Regions from separate parts of the Homo sapiens genome. Here region 1 is linked to region 2. The links are chromatin contacts, found by Hi-C or POLR2A ChIA-PET in ENCODE. All regions are on one chromosome and are shown on one strand. The core of a region is the stretch at or near the end of the contact, and the rest is flanking DNA. Distances in the headings are between cores, read along the strand shown.

Region 1 (6,693 bases), core at 2,751-5,250, 1.6 Mb before region 2:
AGGAGTAGGGCTGGGAGAGGACAGCTGCTGGATAGACATTTGTTGACCTGAACTCACCTCCAATTTCCGTGTGGTGGTTTGAGGGTTACCACTTGAAGTATAATGGGTTTCTGTGTAGGAAGGAGCAAAAAGTTGCCTGCAAAAAATAAAAAGAGACATTTATATCATAAGTGGATGAACTCCACCCTCCTAGCAACAACGAGTGATTTTAACTGAACCAGGCAGGACTATCCCAAGCATCTCCATACAAAAGAAACTAGGCAGCCACAAGGGGCTAAGGAACAAAAAGGAAAACCATAAGTTTGTTATTAATTTTATATTTAATGTAAATTAAATATAATTTATCATCACTATGGGAACATCACTCCAACTAGATGGAATTGACAGAACTAAAGCAATGATCTTAATATTTGTCTGGGTCCTGGGAAAACAGACATGCAAACACATGCAAAATTTCCCGGGGCCTATGAACCCTGTTGTGTACCGTGGTTGATTTTTCCAGCACTGGATCTACCAATTTTTAGTATCAGCAGACCAATTTTTCTTTAAGGGAATAACTCTTCCCTGATGCATATTTTGGTGAGATTGTCAATCAAGGTGTCCTACTTGGCCCTGGCCAAGGGGTGACCTGTATTTCAAGCGAAGCCAGTGGAGAGATACTGCCAGGTCTGAACAGATGGAAGCAATGCATCTGTTCTTCTGTTCCTGCTACAAGGGTTCCCTAAGCTTCCGTTGCCTGCCCTTTCGGACACTTAGTGGTTCCGATTTCCTGAGACCTGGTAATTCTATGTTACTCTTCCAATAAATTCCTTTTTTTCTTTTCTAAACTTGGACATTGGTTTCTCTCACCACAGACCCCTTGAAGTACAGGTTAAGAATCCCCTCACCAAAGGCCAGGCAACTTCAAGAAATGTTCTTAGAATTTTCTCTAAAAATTAAAAGAAAAATATAAGAGTCAAATGGATGTTTCAACTATTAATAGTTCAGCCACATTAAAGGCAGAATTGATCTACAGAAAGTCAAGGTCAGCCAGGTGTGGTGGCTCACACCTGTAATCCCAGCACTTTGGGAGACTGAGGTGGGCAGATCACCTGAGGTCAGGAGTTCAAGACCAGCCTGGTTAACATGGTGAAACCCCATCTCTACTAAAATTACAAAAATTAGCCAGGTGTGGTAGCAGGTGCCTAGCTGGGAGGCTGAGGCAGGAGAACTGCTTGAACCTGGGGGGTGGAGGTTGCAGCGAGCCGAGATCACGTCATTGCACTCCAGCCTAGGTGACAAGAGCGAGACTCTGTCTCAAAAAAAAAAAAAAAAAGAGAGAGAGAAACAAATGCCCTTTGTTGATGGTGATTATCTCAGGGGTTGCAGAAGATGTTTACAATATAAGTTGCATATTTCTGAAGTTGGTTGACTTTTAAATTAACTGTCAGAGAGGTGTTTTGAAAACTGAAATTTTAATTTAAAACTGCTCTTAAAAAGAAGAAAATGTAGGCTGAGGCCAGCACAGAAAGCCAAAGGAATCTGCAGGGATAACCCAGGTTTTGAAAGAGGTGACATTTCCCAGCAAGAGAGGGTCATCGCAGAGGGTCTCTAGAATTCCTCTAGAGTCACTTCCAGCTCTAAGTTCTGGGATCGCTCAGATTTCCCTCCATCCCCAGTGTGTGGTCAGAAGGCAAATGCCACAAGAATTGTCTCCTGTACTATGTCAAGGCCTTCAACTTCTCGCCTTGGACAAGAAGAAAAGAAGCCCAACAGGAAAATGTAAAAATAAAGCAAAGCACAAACCCCAGCTTTGTGAAGAGAAATTCTCATTCACATGGAAACTTTGGGTCAGTGGCTAACCTGCCAGAATCTGTCTCCCAGTCCTTTCTCTTTCTCCTTAGCATCTAACTAGTCCAAGATTTGAGGGAGGAGTCACCCATTTGCCTGAGGGAGAAAAGCTGTAAGCCTCATGAGGGCAGAGGCCAAGCAGTTTTGCTCACTGGTTTATGTCAGTGCTTAACATTTGTTCAATGAGAAAACCACTTAACTAGTTACCGAATGAATGGATGGATGAGTAGTTCAGTGTACTAGCAGCTTAGAGCATGGTCTGGAGACTGGAAAACTGAAGTTTTGATTCCAGCTCTGACATTCACTGCCTCTACGGCCGTGAACAAGTACATGTATGTCTCTGAACCTTTGTTTCCTCTTACACAAAAAAGAGGATGATATACTCATTTGATAGGGCTGTGATGAGGATCAAACAACATAATAAATGTAGCAGACTTAATGCCATGCCTGGCACAAAGTGGAGCTGGGTAAAAGTTAGTGATAATCATTATTGCTTTCAACAGGGATTATGACAGAAGAACCCAGAAAGTTTCTCTCTCTAACTTTCCCCAGCCATGAACTCTCCAGTACATCACTTAAGAGAGGTGGTAAAACGCAATGTGCTCATTCCTGCAGCCCATTTCCTGGGTTTGCTTTCACAGACTGCGCCATGTACAGCTGGTCAGGAGTTCAGAGTTTAATAGTTCATTCCAGGTGCCAGTGGGGAAGTGTGAATTTTCCCACAGAAAATGCACTCCTGGTAAAAATATTCTCAGCCTCTTCTGAGACTTAGCAAGGGGGGAGAAATCATTCACCCAGTGACATTACCCCATCATCACAGGCCTCTCTGACCCTCAGCACTGAAAGGAACCCTAGAAATCATGTAGTCAAACCCCAATTACACTGTGAGCTCCCCAAAAACAGGGACCTTGTGTCTTTGAAGTCTTCTCCCCGGCCCCCAGCACCTAGCAAGCAGGCAGTACATGTGCATTCTGTGAATGAGTGAATAAACTCGCAAACGAATGAATGAACCTTTTATCTCGTGTAGGAATCTGCCAAATGGCTATTCACCACTGGACACCTCCAGGGAGAGGCTACTCCTGAGACTACCCACTCCATTTCTGACCACATACAGTAGTTTAATGTTTTACTCCGGATTAAAAACTACACCTCTGTCACTGGCACCCACAGGCCTTCATTCTGGCCTCTGAATCTACATAAAACAATCCGCTTTCATTTTCCACCTAATCACCCTTTCTGAAGCAGCAATATCAGCATCATCTAGAAACTAGTTAAAAATGCAAATTGCCAGGCTCCACCCAGACTCATGAATCAGACAGAAACTCTAGGGTTAGGGCCAGCCATCTGTTTGAACAACTCTGCAGCTCCCCCAAGCTAGGTCCACATACGCCCATGTGTCCAGGTGCTGCTCTCAGAACCAAAGGACGCTGCTGTCCCACAGAGAGGAGGGCACATGGTCACTGAGCAGCCCGGCCCAGCCCAGCTGCCCCATTCTCTGACCACATCTTGTTCTCATCTCCTCCCTGACGAGGGGCTGGCTCAGCAGACCGGCAGGAAGCCGTCTCTCACCATTGGATTGCATTAGGATTTTCAGGAAACGACTTGTGAGTGATGTGCATCCAGGAAGAGAAAGGACTGTGCAAGATTTCCCATTCCGCCCACTCCTTTTTTCTAGCTTTAAAAGAAAAGCAATTTCTGTTCTACCCTGCTGCCCCCTGCTCTGTCTGCTCTGTGCTCAGGAGCCCACGGACAGGCAGAAATCAGTAGGACACTCTGCCATGTCTCGGCACCATCATAATAATAGCCAGCACTAGAGTTGAGCAAAATCTGGGTCATTTAGATTCCAAAGTCCCTGAGCAAAACCTGCATCTTCAGACTCCCACCTAGGAAAATAAGCTACCCCCAAATACCGGACATAAAACATTAGGTCACTCTCTAGGGAAGAAGAACTGGAACCTGTACAAGCAGCCAGGCCCTGAAAGTACACTGCAGCCTGAAAACAGCTCAGACCCGTCTTTCCTAAGGCTCAGAAGCTTCAAACTCAGGACAATTCCTTTAAGTTCTATTTATCGTCAGACAAATTTCAAATGCCTCTCTAGGCTAAACCACCCTCTAGAGAGGAAGGAGCAGTGACACTAAAATGAATTTGCAAAACATCTTCTGGGAGCTCAAACCTTCTTCCTCCTGCTTCAGATAAGCAAACCAGTGAAGATAAAGTGATAACAATTTCCCATTTACCTTGAAAAACACCCTCTGCAGACGAGCTCAGCATAGGCGAGCATCACTCTGCTCATCTCAGTAGCAAGTTTTGCTGACACCTCCTTTCTCTGGGCCTTTCTCTATCTAATTCTTCCAAGAGTCTCCAGGCATTTATACCCTGATGATGCCTTGGGAGGTCCACTTTTCTGGTCTCTCTTATTTCACCTGGAGGGTCTTCATCCTGCCTATGTTAGTAATAATGTTCTCACCATGCGACTTAGCCCAACAACTGCACAACACCTGGAAAGACTGTTCAAAAATACACAATCCCCTCCCTTTTCTAGGGAAGGATTAAGAAATCTGTATTTTTAATAGTTTTTTTTTTTTCAGGTGATTTATGTTTTCGGGTTCTGGGAATTATTCTACTCCATTTGAGCAATTTTAACATTTTTAATTCTTTTTTTTATTTCTAGCCTCCTAATCACCTTCCAAAAGTCTAAAGATGGTGCTAACCCAGCATAGAGGGAAAGTCGGAATGCTTTGGTTTAAGCAGCAGCTGCACTAGGCAACTGCCCTTCCAAAGCCTGGAAATGAAGCAAAAGATGACTATGGTTCCTCTCAATGTCACACAAGCGTACAGCCAGGGCTGGGTGCAATGGCTCACGCCTCTAATCCCAGGACTTTGGGAGGCCGAGGCAGGTGGATCACACGAGGCCAGGAGTTCCAGACCAGCCTGGACAACAGGGCGAAAGCCCGTCTCTACAAAAAAAAATAGCCAGGTGTGGTGGCGCGCACCTGTAATCCCAGCTACTCAGGAGGCTGAGGCAGGAGAATCGCTTGAACTCGGGAGGCGGAAGCTGCAGTAAGCTGACATTGCACCACTGCACTCCAGCCTGAGTGACAGAGCCAGATTCTGTCTCAAAACATTAAATTAAAAAACACTAAGGGAGCACAGCCAAGCCTTAGACTCTCAGAGGCCTGTCTACGGTTCTCTGGACTTTATGGGAAGAGTGTGGCTTTGAAAGATGTACTATTTACAATTAATTAGGACAGCCCTTGTTCCACTCTGTAAAATCAGATGTTAACTTGTAAAAACTTAATAAGATACAACAGAAATGCAAATATTTCCATCTAGTAGAAAAGATAACCCCAAAGGTTATGATTTTACAGCCCCTAGGATATTAACTAGTTTTGTGTCTAATTTAGCAATCTTATCTCAGCATTCCTTTTTTCACTATTAAATACACACACACCGCCACACAAATACGTCTTAGTTTCCCTTATCCAATTTTAAACCAGTTTTATCATCTTGCTGGTTAGCCCATTAATTAGATAAATAAAACTTCGAGAAGTGCTCACTATGTATTTGTATAAAAATTGTTTTCACGTGAGCCACATAAACCCCCTCCATTTTCTAGACTGCAAAATGAACAGACTAATAATCACCATCAGTATCACAGCGATGCTGAGGATCAAATGAGAAAATACATTCAAATCCTAGCTCTTATAAGTCGTGTGAATTCAGACTGGTCAGTAACTTCTCCGTGCCTATGGTTTCTCATCATAAAATGAGGAGAATGACAAAATCTACTTCACAGTGCCCCTGTAAGATGTTAGAATAGTGCCTGGCATATAGGAAGATCATATGAACAAATGTGAAAGAATTATTTGTAAAGTAGAAAGTATTTGTGCTTTACAAATATTGCTATCATTTTCTCCAGCACTAGCTATATATACACGTGGCAAAATCTTGATCATTGTTAAATCTAGGTAATGGGCATCTGAGGTTTATAATACTAGTCTCTCTCCTTCTGGGTTTGTAAATTTTGACAATATTTTTTAACTGGCTAGGTGATACGGTGCAAGTCACAAACTACTCAGCCTCAGTTTCCCTTTCTATCAAGCAGAAATGGCAATGCCCAGGACAGACAGGTACTGGAAAGTGTCTCTGAAAAGCAGAGTGCTATTCTAATGTCATGGCCTGCACTAGTCTAGATTTGGGACAAAATAAATTCAGTGAGTATTGTTTTGTTTTCTAAGATGCTGAAAGAAAAGCAGGGAAGAGACAGCCAGAGCTGCTTCAGAACCAAGATTTCTACATCAGTACTCATTCCACCTCTGACTCCAAAGGAATGGAAACAAACCAACGTGCCAAAGGCATGGCCCTAAAGCCAAATAAGGGACTGATGAGTCCAGGGGGCTGCAAGCAGACACATTCCTTTATGAGGGAACAGAAAGGCGAAGGAAGGGGGAACTTTGGAGGTTGCTCCTAGAGTAAAAAATTGGGACCTCCTCCTATCCCAGGGACTCCCTTGAATAAGCACCATCGTTGCCAGAGGACCAGCTTTGGAAGCAACACTCCGAAGGCAAAAATGGCGCCATCCAGAAGCCTGGCAAAAGGCCAATGCTACTCAGTATGTTTTCTTTAACTTCCTATTAAGGAAGTTTCCAAACAATGCGTTAAGTCAACACTCCCTTTCACCAACCACTTCCCACGACATCTTCTCCCAGTCCGCACAAGACCTGGCACCCTTCCGACCAGTTTCTGGTCCTGTGTTTTGCTTTTACATTATATACCAAAGGATGTTTGGATGAGCACCACTGACTCCTTTGGCCAGCAGGGTCTTTACTTAATCCTCTTCAGGCCTCCCTCGTGGCTGCCTC
Region 2 (6,495 bases), core at 1,573-4,072:
CTCCGTTTTACAGAAAGTAACGCAATTATCACAAGGTTACACAGCTAGTGAACAGCAGCATCAGGGTTCGATCTCAGATAAATCTGCTTTAAGAGAACCACTTCACTTTACTGCCTTCTCAATAGAACATAATCAAGAATCTTTCAGATGCTCCTAATTGGGCTGAAAATAGCAGCTGTTTTGAAACTGCAAAAATGAATGGTACCATAACTGTGAAATAAAAATGAACTATAACTTTAATGTACTTAACATTTATGTAGAATTTTATCTACCTGTTTGTGGTTGTCAGCAGTCTTACCTGAACCAATTCTCTGTATGCAGATTTAGCAAGGTTATAAGGTACCAAAAGATTAGACCCAAGAAAATAGAGAACTTCCAATCCAGTAAAAATCATAGCAAATTTATTGATGATAACAATTGTCTCCAAAGGAACAAGGCAGAGTCGTGCTAGCAGAGGAAGCATGTGAGCTGAAAACAGCCAAATCTGCTTTGTTTTCATGACACAGGAGCATAAAGTACACACCACCAACTGACCTAAAATAGGGAATAGAATACATTTAATTTTGAGTATTTGGCATCCACAAAATAAAAACAAACAAAAAACACTGTTGATAAGGATAATAACACAACTTTTGAAGAAGTCTAACTAAAATCTCGTAGATAATATTTTAAATCAAACTTAAACTTCATCTGACTATAATTACATATTCACATGTTCTGTGAATTTTGAATACTAATTCTGTAGGGCTGATCTGGAAAGAGCAGCATAAATCTCCACTGGTCGTCTGTGATGCCATGTGTAATATGAAGAAAACTTTAAACAATGTCTAATTCAGTATTGTGACAATTCAGTTGCTAATGTTTATACATAACTTCTTTTCCAAAGGTACGCAATATTTAACTGTTCTGGTCTATAGGTGAAAGCATAAAATCCAAGAGATATAATTACTTGTTCAAGATCATACTGCAACAATATTTGTTCTGATAATTTTTTAATCTTTATTTTTGGAGGGCCAAGTAAACTGCCCCAAATAACTAAATCATAAGTTAAAACTAAAAACTAAATAAATTCTTCTCACTGGGGATTACGCATGATCATTACATTAAACACAGAAATACAAAGAACAAAATGGGAAACTCTCAGTCTCTTATAATCCCACAACCCAAAGGTAGTCCTAAGAACACCCTGGGGTACACTGAATGTATGTGACATGATATTTGCATTTAGCCCTTTCCAAATATTCCATAATTATAAAATGCTTTGTATGAATAAGCTTTTACATTATGACATCCTTGTATAAACTACTTGGAACACATTTCCTAATATTCTCTTAGGCTAGGAATTACTGAATCAGAAAAAAACATTTTTAAAGACTTTGACACACTGTCAAGACTGCCCTCCAGCAACAATTTACCAGTGTATAATGTGGCTATTTTTCTATTAACTTGCCATAGTGAGTATAATTTAGAGATGGGAAGAACAGGGAATATTTCCCAAATTTTTTAAATTGGCATTTTGTTGGTTACTAACAGCACTGAACATTATCAATAAGTATATGAAAACATTTGCAATTATTTGGTGAAATGTTCACATTCTTTGCCCATTTTTCTGCTAGAATACGTATCCTACTGCCTGATCGAAATAGTAATCCTTAGTCACATGATTGCATTTTTCTAATATGTCCCTTGTCTTAATATTTTAAATAACTTTATTCTCTTATAAAAGTATGTATTGAAAATAGTCAAACCATTTTTTTTCTTAATAGTACCCACCTTTAGTGCCATGGCTTATTACATGGCTACCCCACTCAAGATTATACAAATAGCTGTATTTTCTTTTAGTAATTTTTAGCTAATTTTTAATTTTAACTTAAAAATTAATACATTTGATTTATTGTGGAATAAGAAAATAAAGATCGAAGTTTGTTTTTTGTACATGTTTAGCTGGTTATCTCAAAACTGGCTACTGGAATCATCCATTCCTTTCTCATTAATTTGAAATGCCACTGTAGTAAACTCCAAAATCTTTTACATATTTAGGTCTATATAAGAACTTGTTACTTTTTGTTTTCAGTGATCTATTCTAATGATGGTACCACCCTGCTCCATCATACTGATTGGACAAGTCCTCTCTCATTGCTCCTTTCAGAATTTCTTGGAGATTACTGAATGTTATTTTCCAGATTAATTTAGAATAATTAATCATATTCTCTCACTTCTTGTCAATGAAAACCAAAATGAAAATTTGGGACTTGTTTGTATTCTATCCATATACATGTTGAATATTCCTAATCCAAAAATCTAAAATCCAAAATGCCCTAAAATCTAACATTATGCTCCAAGAAAATGCTTATTGGAGTATTTTGGATTTCAGATTTTGGGATTAAGGATTTCCAAACAGTAATATAATGCAGATATTCCAAAATGTAAAAAAATCAGAAATCCAAAACACTTCTGGTGCCAAGCATTTTGAATAAGGAAAATTCAATTTGTGTTAGAAAAATACAAAAATGTCAACCATTTTTACATAAGACCAAACACTTACAACAATCTACTATGTCATAAACACATACGGTATTTTATCTCACAAAGCATTAATTTTGGCCTTTAAAAAACTGATACTAAAGTAATGTGAAAAATAATCATAAAGGCATAAAGAAAAGAAAAACTCCTAATTATATAGAAAACAAGAGGCCACCAAATGATCTGGCTTTCACTGTGTTTATAGCTATGAAATTTAAATGTCCTTGTTGAGCACAATGTAAACTTCCTCTAAGCTCTGAAAATTCCCTTAAGTCTATGCCAGCACATGTGGTGCTCAGTGCTGGGGTTACAGGCTCCCTTTATCTTCTTTCATAGAAGAATATGACTCATATGGCGTATTTAAGAGAAGACTACTCCTGCTGACGTAAAAGAAGGAAGGAGTCATATTGTTAGTGGAATTTCCCCTGAAGTTCCAAAAGAATAAGTTGTTTGTCTTCTGATTTGCCTATTTCAACTTTTAACTCTGCATAAACCAAAATCCCAATGTACTCTTTAGATTTCAGGATTCCACTATTAGAAATATCTCCAAGAGGTTGGCAACCCTAAGAAATCATGGCATATTAAAATTACCTAGTTTTTCAAAAAAGTTTGTTACTGAAATGAAGAAAAACACCAGAAAATTATTTTAAAATCTAAGTTGGAAGAAAACATGCTCCTTAATAGTTTATGGACTTTGGAAAGTTGAATCTTAGTTAAGTAAACAGAAGACCATGGCCACTGATAAGAAGAGTTTTAAGAAATATGCTTCATATTTATAATACAAGTATATGCATCATAAACTAAAACTTTACAAGCTTTCTAACTTGGCAAATATCTTCATTATTGAATGTTACCGTTAATAAATATGCCAACTCATAACGATAGTCATAAAGCAACATTATTTTTGTCCTCTGCTGTCTTTTAAAATCCACTCTGTAGAGATTAGTGGTTTTCCTGCCCCTAGATAAAATCCAAGGCAAGTCCCATAACTTTTCTACTCTAGCTTAGGTTACTGTCTCAATTTAATAATAACTGAAACTTTCAAACAGATTTAAAGTTGAGACTTATCCCTTACTCTAGAGTTCAGGCATTCTAGGGAAAGCATTAATTTTTACCTTTATGCTTTAAGATAGAAAACCTGCAAGTGGGAGAGAAGGTGGGGAGGTTGTGGCTGGCTTCTTTCTCTTTTTTGACCTAGCACTTCTCCCTCTCTCTCTGACTTACCAAGGATTGAAGTGGGTAGGGAAGAAGGAGAGGGAGGGAAGTAGGCAGGTTCCTACTTAACTGGACTCTTACAATGATGTGGTTGTTACTGGTGCTTCCTAGACTTGAGGTATCTAAAACTGATTTATTTTCCCCTGGACCCTTTTATGGGTTCTTCTGAAACCGTTCCTATCACTGTGGCTCTCTCACCTGCAGCAGTACCCTTGGTGCTTGGTATACACCCTCAACTGGCCATTTTTGGCTCTTTTCTCAGCTCCTGGGAATCTGGAAGGTCAATCCCTGTTGAGGTCTTCTCATCCATCTAAAAGGCCTTCTTGAACAGGACCCAAGAAAATCCTACACAGACTTTCGGGGCCACTGTCTAGTTCACAAGAAACTTACATCCTTTGCTCTACAATTTCCTGTATCAGAAGATACAGGAAAACCCTATAAGGCATTTTCATTCCACAGTCAAAACACTCAACAAGCAACTAGTCTATTGCTAGTCCTTTATATCAGATTAGAATTATAATGTAAGCCAAATATAATTTTAAATTTTCTATTAGTGTCATTTCAAAAAGTAAAAAGAAACAAGTGAAATCAACAATATATTTTATATAACCTAACATATCCTAAACATCATCATATAGACATTCAATCTATATTAAAAGTTAACAAGATGTATTAAAAGTTAACCTGGTTTGTACCAAGTCTTCAAAATTGAGTATGTGCTTTACACATACAGCACACCTTAATCTCAATTCACCACACTGCAAGTGCTAACCAGCCACATGTGGCTAGTTTTGGACAATGTAGTTTTAGATTTTGCAGGCTGAAAAGGCACAAGAATGATATAGTGGAATTCTGGCCTCCTGGAAAGGTGAGAGGTGGGTGAAGGATAAAAGACTGCACATTGGGTACAGCATACACTCCTCAGGCGACGGATGCACCAAAATATCAGAAATCACTGCTAAAGAGCTTGTCCATGTAACCAAACACCATGTGTTCCCCCAGAAACTTATCTAAAAAATGTTTTCCCAGCCTGGGCGACAGAGCAAGACTCTGTCTCAAAAAAAAAAAAAAAGTTTTTTAATGTAAGAAAATAAAAATAAAAGTGTAACTCAAAAAAAAAAGATGTTCCAGGGTGAGTCAGACACCAGTCCACAGCATTCCCCCCTTCACCACACAAGACACATAACTCCCCAAATGGTCCCCCAGTGAATCCTCTAGTGTAAAGGGCTGGGGAAGTATTTCAGAAAAAAAGAGTTCTCTCTGAAGAAATCCTCCTCTAATCTCTAATATTAGGCCTGTTAACACCTTCTACATGGGTGAGTTTCAAAGTCACAAAACAGGTTTTCTCTTACTTCCTTTTTTGCATTTTGGCATGGTACACTCTGGTAGCAGGGGTCTGGTACTTCACTTTAAATTGTATCTATATTGTTTTTAGGCCTTAGCCAACACTTCTATTTTTAACATTCTGCTACCTGAATATTTCAATCACATCTCAAGTTCTTGATGTTTCCGGACATTCATTTTTGACAATAAGGTCATGGCTTTCAACAGCAATAAGTAAATTTAAGATACTACGTGTTTCATTTTAATCTTTCAAAGTAATAATTAGCTCTATTTAAAAATTAATCTTCTCAAATACTTAAAAAACCCTTAAAAAAACACAAGCAACTGTGCACTATGTACAATATGACTATAAATACATAATCTATACATGGGGAAAAGAAGACTTAAAAAAAAAAAACCACCAAACAATGGGTATATGTGGGAAAAGTCCCCATGAATCACTTTTGAGAATTCCGTTTTAAAAAAAAATGAGTATGCATGAATTTTATAAGTTAGTAAGACTGGTCGGTTCCTACCTACACTTTAATTCTTTTATAATACTTACCTATTAAGGCTGTGGTAAACCGATTCATAGAGAGAGGTTCTAAATACATTGGTCCCTCATAGGCAAACTCCAGTTCACTCCGAACATAGTCCCTAAATAAGAAAATTGATTAGAATGTATATATTAGATACATTCCTAGCGGAATCACAATATGCTTATAAAAGCATATTATGTTAATGATACCCCTTTCCATATCTAAGGAAAAATTTAGATATGAAGAATTATATATAAATGGCCTTCATCTCTGTTTTCTGTGCACTAGAAACAGACACAACTTATTGAAATGGAATTTTACCATACAGAGAAAGCTGCCAAAGCTCCACATTATGAAATTTTCTTTCTTTTCATGGCCTTATTAAATATTTTATGCCCAGTAAAAACCCAATTGAGAGCTGATCTCTCTCAACTCTACTACACTAACCAATCACATCTAGTGATATTACACTAAACATCTCTTTTGGCTATCTTCCACCACCATCACCCCACCCTCATCTTATTTCCCTCAAAGTTTTGGCCCCGATTATATTTTATTAGTCCCAAGTAGAACCACAAACTAGTTAGAAAACTGGGGGATAGGAGTACAACCCTTAAAAATTATCATTTTCAACTCTATATGAAATCTAAGATAATTATAATATTTAAGTAGGCTACATATTTACTTTGAAGCAAATTTTACATCAAACAAAATATTCCTTTTAAAATTTAACTCATTTAACGTGTGACTACTGAGAAATAGTAAGCTTTAAGTAATAACCAGAGCCTTTACACACTCAGAAAACAGGCAGGAAGCACAACCAGGGAGAATTTAGTTTATTATCAGTAAGTTACATGGGAGTACTGGAAGACAGTTTGTCTAAAGTATTTTTGGC

What was found. Hi-C counts contacts between places; a loop is a spot of excess contacts on that map. ChIA-PET counts read pairs that join two places held with the same protein, here RNA polymerase II (POLR2A). Pooled maps may share reads with other maps.
Region 1: a loop to region 2 is called in a pooled map, with 7 times the contacts of the local background. The contact joins two enhancer-like sites. A Hi-C loop is called at or near these places in 3 of 50 pooled maps. POLR2A ChIA-PET finds 5 or more read pairs at or near these places in 2 of 52 experiments (K562 and RWPE1).

What each region holds. Positions count from the first base shown.
Region 1 is chr5:157,537,856-157,544,548 of GRCh38, forward strand. ADAM19 (ADAM metallopeptidase domain 19) reads right to left here. Exons shown (of 23, transcript NM_033274.5): 4 at 58-136. Among named protein-coding and RNA genes, the nearest start is that of ADAM19, 35 kb to the right of the region's middle. RefSeq lists enhancers at 2,922-3,041, 3,182-3,281, 3,692-3,751, 3,912-4,021. Within about 2 kb of position 4,001, at least 25 of the 41 ENCODE cell types and tissues checked have a DNase peak (open chromatin) inside an H3K27ac peak, as active enhancers do.
Region 2 is chr5:159,176,334-159,182,828 of GRCh38, forward strand. It overlaps RNF145 (ring finger protein 145), which reads right to left. Exons shown (of 11, transcript NM_001199383.2): 4 at 5,627-5,718; 5 at 299-534. Among named protein-coding and RNA genes, the nearest start is that of RNF145, 30 kb to the right of the region's middle. Within about 2 kb of position 2,823, at least 12 of the 41 ENCODE cell types and tissues checked have a DNase peak (open chromatin) inside an H3K27ac peak, as active enhancers do.